Linked DNA regions of Mus musculus: all the other regions are linked to region 3. A link is a loop called in an ENCODE intact Hi-C map of the cell type or tissue named here. Cell type or tissue: left cerebral cortex. All regions are shown on one strand. Each heading gives the region's core, and the rest is flanking DNA. Links, peaks and the distances in the headings are about the cores only.

Region 1 (3,916 bases), core at 572-3,071, 58 kb after region 3:
TGTGCTCCTCTGAATAGGCTGGTAGAGACAGGAAAAACCCTGGGAGCTAGTATGCCATCTAGTCTGGCATACTCATTAGCAAAAAGAAAACAAACAAACCTAACCTCCCAAACCAGAGAGAGGTCACTTCAAGCTAAGTCGAAAGTGAAGACCAATTCCCGAGGTTATCTTCTGGCATCCACGTGTGTACCCTGGCACATGTGCACACACGCATGCACACACAAAGACATTCGTTTCTGTAAAACGAAAAGGAAAGAAGGAGGGGGAACAGGAAAGGTTTCCTTTCTAAAGTCTCACTGTAGTTTTATAACAACCAGGCTAACAAGACTCAAAGCCAACACTGACACTATTAACATTACAGAAAAAGGCTGGGTGGCAGTGGCACACACCTTTAGTGCCAGCGCTCCGGAGTCAGAACAGGCCTTTAATCCCAGAGCATGGGAGGCAGAAGCAAGTGGATCTCTGTGAGTCTGAGGCCAGCCTGGTCTACAGAGCAAGCTTCAGGACAGCCAGAGCTGTTACACCAAGAAATTCTATCTTGGAGGGGGCGGGGACAACAAAAAAAGAAACCCATCAAATTGGACACAGATGAGAGGGAGGGGACACTTATAGAATAAAAGACACAAAGAAACTCCCAACAAATAAAATGTACAGACTCTGGGGGGTTTTTTGTTTGTTCTGTTGTTGTTGTTTTGGTTTTTCGAGACAGGGTTTCTCTGTGTATCCTGGAACTCACTCTGTAGACCCGGCTGGCCTCGAACTCAGAAATCCACCTACCTCTGCCTCCCAAGTGCTGGGATTAAAGGTGTGTGCCACCACTGCCCGGCTGGATTATAATCTGAACAAACCAAGAATTGATAGTTTATAAAAACAATCAGAGATATTGTTAGTTTTATATGTGCTGGCTTTTTTTTTTAAGAACTCAGTGTTTTAGAGATACGTATTTATAGATGAAATTATAGGCTGTCTGGGATTTGCTTTAAACTAATTGGTTGGGGGAGGCGGAATAAATAAAACAAGATTGGCCATATGTTGATAATAATTGAGGCTGGGAGATGGGAACTTGGAGGATCGTTATATAATTCTATTTTTGTGAATAGCTAAACATTACCATAATAGGGTTTTAAAGTGGGGAGGCATGGTTGGAAAGAAAAAGAAAAGAAAGGAAAGATTTTTGTTTTGTTTTTCGTTTTTCTTACTTAGCCACGGCTCTCAGAGAAAAGACTCCCTAGCCAACATGGGACAGTTTAAACACAGGAGAGAAAGCTGGCTAAAGGGGTATTTGCAATGGTGCAAAATGCTGGTCTCTTTATTTGCTCCAGTAAGGAATGCCTTAGACTCTCCAGACTAATCAGCAATTTTGACATCTGCGATTCCTAAACCAGTACTCCGGTCTAATTTTACCGCTAAGGTCCAGTGGGATCAGCAGGCCTCTTGCGCAGCGCCACCCTCTTGGGCAAGGTGCTCGCTCAGTCTCCACATCCCCCAACCATACCCGTACATCCCATGCCTCACCCGCTCTGTGCATTTAGTGAGGCGAGCACTAAAGGGGCGAAACCAGAACAAGGTGAGGCCGAGGGTGTCTGTGATGCCTTCTGGGAAATGTAGTTCTTCCTCCACGCGGGAGCCGACACTTATCTGATAAGCAAGACTACATGTCCTACAATGCGCCGCGCTCACGGCAGCCCCATGGTGTGTTGCTGCCTCCCGGTGGCAGCTAGTTGTTAGGACCGTTAGGACCACGTTTGAAAATTCAGAAGACAGCAGTAGGGGCGGGGACAATGTTGGGAATGCAGAGTCCTCCAGGAACCTCTGGGAAGCCAGTACAGAGATGAGGCTGCGAGACCTGAGCCAAGAAAGGGTTGTAGTAATGAAATTGGAGGAGAGCCCGGTATGAGGATTAAATGAAACCAGGACAGCAACTGTTGGCTGTATGGTTGGTTATTACAGAATAAGCACTTTTCATGTGGCAAAGAACTGCTTCAGAGCTTTACACGTATTAGCTAATTTAATCCTCTCAACGGTCATTCGAGCTATTATCAAACCCTTTTACAGGAGTGAAATTGAGGTCTAGAGAAGAGGCCAGAGACATTCAGCTCGTCTGTGACAGAGCTGGGATTTGAACCCAGGCTGTCAGGCTTCAAAGTCTGTGTCCTTTTGACTACGAATATCTTACTGTCCTTTTGAGCTATTTAAAAATAAAATTATGGTGTGTGTGTGTGTGCACGCGCGCAGGATCCCCCTGTATCTGTCTCCCTAGCCCTGGAATTACCTGTGTAGTAGAATCCGAACTCAGCTCCACATGCATGCATAGCAAGTTCTTTACTCACTGAGCCATCTCCCCAGACCATTTTTAAATTATCTTGAGGTTGTCATTGGCACGAATTGACTCAAAATGGCCATTAGCTTATGAATCTCTGAGTTGGGGATTATCAATGCTCTTCCTTTCCAAATGTAGGACTTAGCCCCATCCCAAGGACAAAGTTTACAACCAACCTACATTTATAATTAGCACATGAATCCACACAGGTTCTATCCATACAAATCAGATGTCTGATTAGCGTTGGATCAGCGGTGGTTTGTGTTGGGAGCTGGAGTCATTATGATTCCATAAGCACACAGATCTGTACACAGACGCTCCTTTGCCTAGAAGCTGATTCTCTTTTGGTCTAGGTGGATTCATCCCATACAGCTTTTATCACGTCCCTGAAGCCCATCACTGTTATCATCAACAGGAAGGCCTTTCCTGATGGAATGCTTATGAGGAGTGTGGTACCTGTTTACCATCATCCCTCAGCGTTACCCTAAAGACTAGTAATGGCTAATCGCCATCATCAACTTGACTGCATTTGGAAGCCCCTGGGAGATTGGTGAAACACACTTCAGAGTGTGTCCATAAAAGCATCTTCAGAGAGAAGTGGCGGGTATTCAAGTTATCCCAAATTGAGAGCATCATTCCACAGGCTAGGAGGCCATAAAAAAGAACCAAGGTCCCAGCATTCCCCTGTTCCAGGTCACCTTCCACAAGCGCTATTCTGATCTGTCCTCTCTGTCATGGTGAACTGGACCCGCTGAAACCAAGACTCAAAATAAGTCATTCCCCCTCAAGTCCTTTCTGTACAGCGTTTTGTCACAGTGCTGGGAAACCTGCAACTAACATACCTACAAGTCAAGGCTGGCTCACTTTGTCCTCCAAGGGATCAAGTTTGAGGTCATGTACTCCAAAGGCAGATGGATAGTGAGGGTGGAACTGGAAACTTCTCCCTGGAGCAGGACTTGATTTAGCAGATGAAGGGAGATTCCCCAGCCCACTGGGGTCTGGGGATGTTTAGTGGTACCTCATGCTCTGCTTATAGACCGTGGCTGGGGTGGGGGGGGCGGGGGGGGGAGCTGGGAACAGTCTCAACTCCTTTTGTATCTCAGATAACTGTGTGACCAGTTCTCTGCAGTAAAATGTGGGCAGGAGGACAGTAGATCCCCTCTGGACAACTTGAAGAAACCAGCAACTCTCCATCCTACCCCCTCCCACCTGCCAGGTGAAACCAATCATCCTGAGCCCCAGGATATAGTAGGGTCACAATATGAATGAGTGTGGTGTGTGAGTCACCAAATGGAGGACACCAGAACACTTGTAAGAAACAAAATACGAGGGCTCAAGAGATGACTCGGGGGTCAAGAGCACTAGCTGCTCTTCCAGAGCTCCTGAGTTCAATTCCCAACACCCACATGGTGGCTCACAACCATCTGTAATGGTATCCAATGCCCTCTTCTAGTGTGTCTGAAGACAGCTACAGCGTACTCATATAAATAAAATAAATAAACCTAAAAAAATAAAAGAAACAAATTATGGCACTGGTGAGATTGGTGCAGCAGGTAGCATTTGTTGAGCAAGACTGATGGCCCAAGTTCAAACCCC
Region 2 (3,916 bases), core at 572-3,071, 84 kb after region 3:
TTCCCAGTATTCTCTCCTGCTCTGTCTCCAGTCGCTCCTGCAGGCCAAACGGTAGGCCTCCAGGTCTCCTTCCCTAAACTTGGGCGTTCCCTAAAGTCTCCAGGTCCTCTTTCAGACGCAGCAGCGATCTCTACTCCCTTCCTCGGAACCCAGGCTTCCCACTGCGACCCTTCCTAGGGCCTCAGAACTTCTAGCCAAAAGCTTCTTCCTCCTCAGCAGGCTATGGAGGCTGTTCCTCTGTTCTAGAATGTTCTTCCGGTGTCGGCTTCCTCACTTGACCGCTTTGCCCCATTCTTCTGTTTACAGGAATATAGAGCCTCTGCTCCCTCCAAACACGATCAAACCAGTTCTCTATACTCAAAGACCCTTTTCTAGTCCTAATGTCTCTCAAATAAGCTCTCTCCTTCTCTCCTTCCCCACCAAGTCTCCTTCCCTTCCTTCCTGACTCTCTCCCCACTCGTCCCTCTCTGCCCTTCCCTCACATCCTCCTCTTCCTCCTCTCCCTCCTCCTTGTAATTCCTCAACATTCCCTCGTCATGTGCCTGTTCATCTCCAACATGTCTCACCTCCTCAACCAATCCCTCTTCCCCCCCTCTTCCGCCATCTGCCTCTAGTCTCTAACCCCACAATTCCAACCTGATGGTAACAGGTCAGACTGGAGCCACACATCCCTTGCTGCTTCAGGGAGCGTGATGAGGGCCAGGACCAAGCTTAAAGATGGTACACAAGTGACTTGTAGTATACACAGCTCCCCCTGGGTCCCGATAGGCAAGAGCCCCAGCCTACCTATCCTATCCATTTCTGGGAGTGTGCCCACAGGGAAGAGGGTCAAGAGGCCCTCTAATACTCGGTCATCGCTGCCTTCATACCTGCTCGAACACCTTGATGCTCTGGATTTCCCACAGACATGTGGATGTACAAAGACGATGGCTGGTGACCTCAGAGCCAAGGGTGGAAAGGCTGCCTGACATGGCTCAGTGAAAGTGGAATTTCTTTGGACGCGATTCTGGCTGGTTAGGACAAGATCTATTGACAGACTGTGCCAGTAGATACGACAAACTGGTTCTGGAAGCATAATAAGGCAGGCAGACCAGAAAAAGTAAGCCATCTCTCCCAGCTCTGTGAAGTGTGTGTGTGTGTGTGTGTGTGTGTGTGTGTAGCAGCTTTTTGAGATGAGGGAACCAGAGCCCACAGAAGTTAGGTGTATGGTTCAAGTTCCCATGGCTTGAAAAAGACAGTGGGGATTCAAACCTGGCGGAATGGCCTCCCAATTTACCCAACTATTCTGGTTCCCTCCTCTGCGCTCCGGGTTCACTCAGACTCAACAGCTGCGTTTGTGGGTTTCTAGGGCCGCCGCTTAATCACAGCTTTCTTGGAAAACGGGGGCGCTGAGAAACCCGACTTCCGGCTGTGTGTGTGTGTTGCCACCGCCCGAAGGGCCCCGATGGTGGTGCTACTGTCAGTACCAATGAGCCGGCGCCCAGTGCCCGAGGGCTGCTGAGGAATCCACGTGGGCGAGCCTGCCTGGACCCAACGCCGCGGCGCCACCTGCTGGGCGCTCGCGGTGATGCCGCGGCTACGGCCGGGCGACTCGCAGTCAGCTTTCTGGGGTAATGGGCCTCCTGCTGCACATAACCTGCCTGTCAGTATTCTTACATCTTGAACCCTTCCTTCCAGGAACGGCAGGTGTAGAGCAGAATGCGGGTGACCAATCAAGTTCCCATGATATGCCATTCATCCGGTGGCACTGATGATTGGACATTCTTGTCAGCAAGCAAGACACAAGGGTACCAACTACTGCTGCTCAAGGGTGGCAGGGACCGCCAGGGCCTGGAGAAGCGAGAAGACCTGTTGAGGATCAGGGTCGGGAAAAATTACAAAACTACATTCTATTCCTCATGAAGCCGCCCCGAGACCGTTTTTAAAATTCGAATCATGTCCCTTCTCTACTCAAAATCCCCCAGTGCAATCACCCCGCCTGCCAGCAGCGCCAGAGTCCTGACAGTGATTTATAAGTCCTACATGAGGGACTGGAGGTGGGGCGCACCCAGTTGATAGAGTGCTTGCCTAGGATGTACAAAGCCCTGGGTTTGATCCCCAGTACTTGCCTATTCTCTCAGCACTCTGGAAGTGGAAGCAGACACACAGAAGTTCATAGTGATGTGCGAGACAAGCATAACATCCTGTCTCAAAATCAAGTAGGTGAATTAAATTTAAAATTAGAGCCGGTGAGATGGCTCTTCATCTCACTGGTTGCTAAGCCTGACGACCTAAGTTCGAGTCCCCGGGACCCACTGAGCAGGAGAGCCTTGGCACCTACGAGTTGCCTTTTGCTGGGCAGGTCTGCAAGCTTTGGACCACCTCTTTGGCAGCAGTAGTGGCTGGGCGTGGTGATGGTGGTGTGTGCACACCTTGGTACTGCTGCGTCACAGGCCTATAAATAGGTGAGGCTTTATGGGCTAAGTGGTAAGTGCTTTTATATATAATGTATGCATGCACATTATGTAATATATTCCTCACAGTCAACCTGGAGGCAGGTCTTTTTATTATCCCAGTTTTATAGAGAAACCAATTGGAGGTCGAAGGCGCTAAATCATTGCCCAGAGCCACACTCAGAGCAGGTGGCTGCTTGTAACCAAAATTCTCCGGGGCTATTGGAAAGGAGCCGCTTTGCCTAAGCAGCACAAAGCTTTGCGCAGACTCTAAATGCGGTCGGGCGCTGGCCATGGTGCTGAACAGAATAGCCGCAGCTTCTCCGCTTGAGATTGTCAGGTAACCTTGGAATTAAGGAGCTCTTTCTCAACCATGGTGATGAAAGAAACGTGAAAGTGTGTTCGGAAAGAATCTATAGTTTCTCAGCAACGAAGACAGAAATTTTCCTGTCTCACAAATTCTGGGACCAAAGTATCTACTTTTTTGTTGTTGTTGTTGTTGTTGGTTTTTCGAGACAGGGTTTCTCTGTGTAGCCCTGGCTGTCCTGGAACTCACTTTGTAGACCAGGCCAGCCTCGAACTCAGAAATCCGCCTGCCTCTGCCTCCCAAGTGCTGGGATTAAAGGCGTACGCCACCACCACCCGGCTCGAAGTATCTACTTTTATTATTTTAAAATATTTATATTTATTCATTTATTTATTTGATTTTTGGAGACAGGTTTCTCTGTGTGGCTCTGGCTGTCTTAGAACTTACTCTGTAGACCAGACTTGCCTCGTATTCAGAGATCCACCTGCCTCTGCCTCCCTAGTGCTGGAATTAAAAGCATGTACCACCACTGCCATTATTATTATTATTATTACTACTACTACTACTACTACTACTACTACTACTACTAACTATTATTATCTTCGAGCTGTACTCTGGAGTGGGGAGCAAGCTTGGAACCCTGACCCAAACTAGATGAGCTCTCATAAGTCACTTCCCCTCTCTGACCTTCCACTTCCTCCTCTGTAACAGTGGAGAACACACCAACACACCATGTATTGGTAGCATTTTAAAAAGGAGAACCCAGTACAGTGATCCATGATTATATCCTAGTACTTAGGAGGTGAGGCAGGAGGATTGTTCTAAGCTTAAAGCAGCCTGGGCTATATACTGAGTTCCAGACCACAGTAACAACGCCTACAGTACAGTAGATATTTGTTCTAAACAGGGTCTCATTATGTAGCTCTGGACCTTGCTTTGTGGACCACACTGGCCTTGAACTCACAGAGGTCTGCTGGACTCTGGCTCTTCGGTGTTGGGATTAAGGGTGTCCACCACACTGGCTTCTCCTCTTAAAGAATTCCACAAATATATGGTGAGTTGGTGGTGTTCTCCACCTTTACAGAGGAAGCAGATGATCACCACTTTTAAGTGAAATTTTATACTATATTTTTTTTAGACAGGGTTTCTCTGTGTAGCCCTAGCTCTCCCAGAGCTG
Region 3 (3,916 bases), core at 959-3,458:
TTTACCGTCAACACCACACCACTGCAACCTTTCAGCCTTGGGAATGAAGGACTGGGCATACATGTATGCTTGTTTTCTTTTTAAAAATGTGTTTTGTGTGTTTGTTTTGTTTTATTCTTGAGACATGGTTTTAAAATATAGCCCTGACTGTCATAGAACTCACTTGGTAAACCAGGCTGGCCTCAAACACACCAGACCTTCTTTCTTTTGCCTCCTAAGCGGACTTTGCAAGGTCTAGCTATCTATGCTAGTCGTATACTCTGCCACTGGGCCACATTCCCAGTCCCCGGTGATACCGTATCAGTGTCCCACAGAAAGACACCTAATACCAGCAGCACCGTGTGAACTCTCACATTCCGTCTGTGACATGTCAGGGTCATGCTGTCACCTATTCCAAGGTAAGACAGGCTTCTCCACATGCTGTTACTATCTGGTTAGCAGGGCTATCCGGTTTTTGTTCAGGGAATTTTTAAACATTGGGGAGAGACTAGGAAATACAGCTCAGCCCCTCAGTGCTCACCAAGCATGCACAAAGCCCTGAGCTCAGTCTTCCTTGCTGTATAAAGTGGACGTGGTGGCACCTGCCTGCAATCCCAGCACTCAAGAGGTGGAAGATTACAAGTTCGAGGTCAGTGGTGGACAGAGCTCAGTGGGTAAAGATGCTTGCCCGTCAGCCTGACGTTTTCTCCCCCAGAGCTATGTAGCAGAATCAGGTGGCTTTTAACACCCCAACTCCTCAACACAGGTGGACACAGATAAGTACCTACACAATACATGCATGCATACATACACACATGCATGCATGCATTCATACATACATACGTACATACATAAACGCAATAGCAAGAAGACATTCAAGATGGCCCACACTTTTGGTCCCAGCACTTTGAAGGCAAAGGCAGGAGTTCTATGTAAGTTGGAGGCCTACATAGCTCAAGGTCAGCCAGGGCTTTGTGGTGAGACTCGATCTCCATCAAAACAAGAAAGAATTTCAAAGTCAACCTCAGCTGCATAGCAACTTCCAGGCCAATTCAGAGTACATGACACCCAAGATAAGTACATAAGTATTTTAAAAGATTTATTTATTTGAATATTGCTTGTATGCATCCTTGGCCTTCGTGTTTGTGTGCAGACCACATTTGTGCCTGCTGCCAGCCAGCAGAGGTAAAAAAAAAACACTGCATCCCCTGGAACTGGAGTCATATAAAAGCTATGGTCCACCGTGTGAGTGCTGGGTCATGAACCCAGGTCCTCTGCAAGAGCAGCCAGTGGTCTTAACTGCTGAGCCGTCTCTTTAAACCCAAAGAAAGTTTTCTTTTCTTCTTTTTTTTTTGAAAAAAAAAAAAAACCAAATCTTTATTGTATATAAATATATAAAATCACCCAAGATGTTATCTTTCATTTGCCCATCTTCATCCTCCTCTGATATAGAGGACATTATTACACCTTATTAGAACTTCACCCAGATGTCCAGACAATGCCCCATCTTATGTAGTCTGCTGTATTTGCTAGCTGCATGCTCATGTAGCCATCAATGGAGACCAGGTAGCCCTTGGACTCCATGCCCACTTAAGTTTCACCATCACTGGCTTTTCAGTCCATCGAGAAAAGGCTTGGGATTGAGGGATAAATTTATCGTGAACACCTGAAAGCACTGCACCCCACTAGTCGTCGACCCCGCCGCTGCCTGCCCCTCGTGACTGGCGCAGCTGCTGCTACACAGAACCCAAGAAAGTTTTCTTTAGGTTCAATGTCATTCTCTACTATGTAATGAGTTTGATAACAGCCTGGATGTCATGAGACCCTATCTTAACACACACAAAAAACAAACCATGTTTTGGAAACAAACATTCATGGTGCTCTCTCTGTGCCAGAAAATTGCTCCATTTGAGGAAGGAAGGGAGGGAGGGAGAGAGGGATGGAAGGAGGGAGGGGAGGAGGGAGGGAGGGAGGGAGGGAGGAAGGAAGGAAGGAAGGAAGGAAGGAAGGAAGGAAGGAAGGAAGGAAGGAAGGTGCGTGCATGGCCAAGGCTTTTTCTTTTCCTTGGCTTGCTGGAGTTCACTTCCTAACATAACTTCCCAGCAGATGGCAGCCATGCACCAAACTCTAACATTGGTGAGTCACGATCTTCTGACAGATGGCCTAGAGAGAGGTGGGGGCGGAGGGGAGGAGTACCTATTTCTGACTCTCCCAAAGGCCTTATAAGCTAGCAGAGGCTTATAAGCCTCTGCTATATCCACATCAACACAGGTCACATATCACACACACACACACACACACACACACACACACACACACACACACACACACACACACAGAGTGTGAAGTGAATGAGTGAGTGTTGGACACCCTCCCAGTCCATTAGAGCACCAGGTTTGTACTGTCGTCTGACAGTGGTTGTACATTTATCACACTCAGAGCAGGTAGATGCACATTCTCCTAATGCCAGAATGGAGAAAACTCATGATCATCCAGGATTTAATAAACTTTACATTTTAAGTCGGGGGTGGTGGTGCACAGTTTTGATCTCAGCACTTGGGAGGCAGAGGTAGGTGGATCTTTGCATTCAAGGCCAGCCTGGTCTACAGAGATAGTTCTAGGACAGCCAAGGCTACATAGTAAGACCCCGTCTCTAATTAACTAACTAACTAACTAACTAATTAATTAATTATTAACTTTACATTCTAATGGCAATGCTTGATCTTTTTTTTTTTTTTTTTTTTTTTTTTTTTTTTTTACTCTGTGTGTATGCATGAGAAAGTCAGCTTTCTCCTTCCTTGCTGTTTGTGGTACTCAAAGTCATCAAACTTGGCGACAAGCCCCTTTACTGGCTGAGCCATTTCACCAGCCCTGTCTTTATCACCTGTCTGTCTGTCTATCTGTCTATTTAGCTATTTCTGAGACAGAGTCTTACTATGTAGTCCAGGCTGGCCTTGAACTCACAGAGATCTGCTTGTCTTTGTTTCCTGAGTGCTAGAATCAAAGACATGTGCTACCACATTGGGCCTGTCTATTAGTTTTAAAATACTGTAATTAGGAGGTGGAGAGATGGCTCAGAAGTTAAGAGCAATTTTTGCTCTTCTACAAGACTTCCGGTTTGGTTCTAAACACCCATGTTAGGCAACTCACAGCCACCTGTAACTCCAGCTCCTGGGGTTCAGATGCCCTCTTCCAGCCTCCATGGGCACCCATACTCTCTCACTCACATTTTTAAAATTTAAATTCTAAAGCGATACCATCATTAAGATATCTTGCCATTGTTCTCCTGATGCTTCATGCCCCTAAAACAGCCTTCTTTTTACACTGAAAATGATTTTGTGTGTGTGTGTGGGGGGGGGGGCGGAGCATAGCTCCCTAAACTATATCACACCGGCTGTACAGGGAATTCCTAATTGCAGGTAAGTTGTACATGAAGTCCAGCACATTCATATGAATTCATGAGCCATCTGCTACAGTGTCACCACATCTAGGACCACACAAACTGGTGTGAGGCAGCTGCCATGAGAGACAACACTTGGCCCTGCTATCTCTGTCCCCCCTGACCCCCTTCCAGTTTCCTTTCCTAACCTCCTGAACTTCTGATCCTCCTGCCACAGCCTCCCAAAAGTTGGGAGAATAGGATTGTACCTCCACACCCAACCTGGCCATGTGACTTTAGTCGATGGAATGTATCAGCAAGCCTTACACAAGCAGGGCTATTTCCTCTCAAGATACTGTCCCTTGGGGCCCTTACTCACTGTGCTGGAGAGTTTTTATGCCAACTTGACACAGCTAGAGTAACTGAGAGGAGGGAGTCTCGACTAAGGAAAGTTTGGGCTGCAGGGAAACCTGAAGAGCATTTCCTTAACTAGTGATTGGTGGGGAAGGGCCCAGCCCATTGTGGATGGGACCATCCTTGGGTGGTCCTGGGTTCTAC

What was found. Peaks named below come from ENCODE experiments on the same cell type or tissue, not always from the same donor. Only the 100,000 strongest peaks of a DNase experiment are listed, where the experiment ranks them.
Region 1: it touches region 3 in a loop (8-fold over the local background); 28 of 42 quality-filtered maps call a loop at or near these places.
Region 2: it touches region 3 in a loop (3-fold over the local background); 14 of 42 quality-filtered maps call a loop at or near these places.

The regions. Positions count from the first base shown.
Region 1 is chr7:30,371,446-30,375,361 of GRCm38, reverse strand. No RefSeq gene overlaps it. Among named protein-coding and RNA genes, the nearest start is that of Lrfn3, 11 kb to the right of the region's middle. In left cerebral cortex, for the core only: a CTCF peak has its summit at 1,709 (motif pointing left); a DNase peak (open chromatin) is centred at 1,666; H3K4me3 peaks cover 580 bases; H3K27ac peaks cover 979 bases.
Region 2 is chr7:30,345,627-30,349,542 of GRCm38, reverse strand. 4930479H17Rik (a long non-coding RNA gene) reads left to right here. Exons shown (of 3, transcript XR_881936.2): 2 at 1,678-2,198; 3 at 2,342-2,946. Among named protein-coding and RNA genes, the nearest start is that of 4930479H17Rik, 6.4 kb to the left of the region's middle. In left cerebral cortex, for the core only: a CTCF peak has its summit at 1,550 (motif pointing left); DNase peaks (open chromatin) are centred at 1,435 and 2,659; H3K27ac peaks cover 367 bases.
Region 3 is chr7:30,430,226-30,434,141 of GRCm38, reverse strand. It overlaps the pseudogene Gm30646. Among named protein-coding and RNA genes, the nearest start is that of Nfkbid, 8.9 kb to the right of the region's middle. In left cerebral cortex, for the core only: a CTCF peak has its summit at 2,089 (motif pointing right); a DNase peak (open chromatin) is centred at 2,132; H3K27ac peaks cover 651 bases.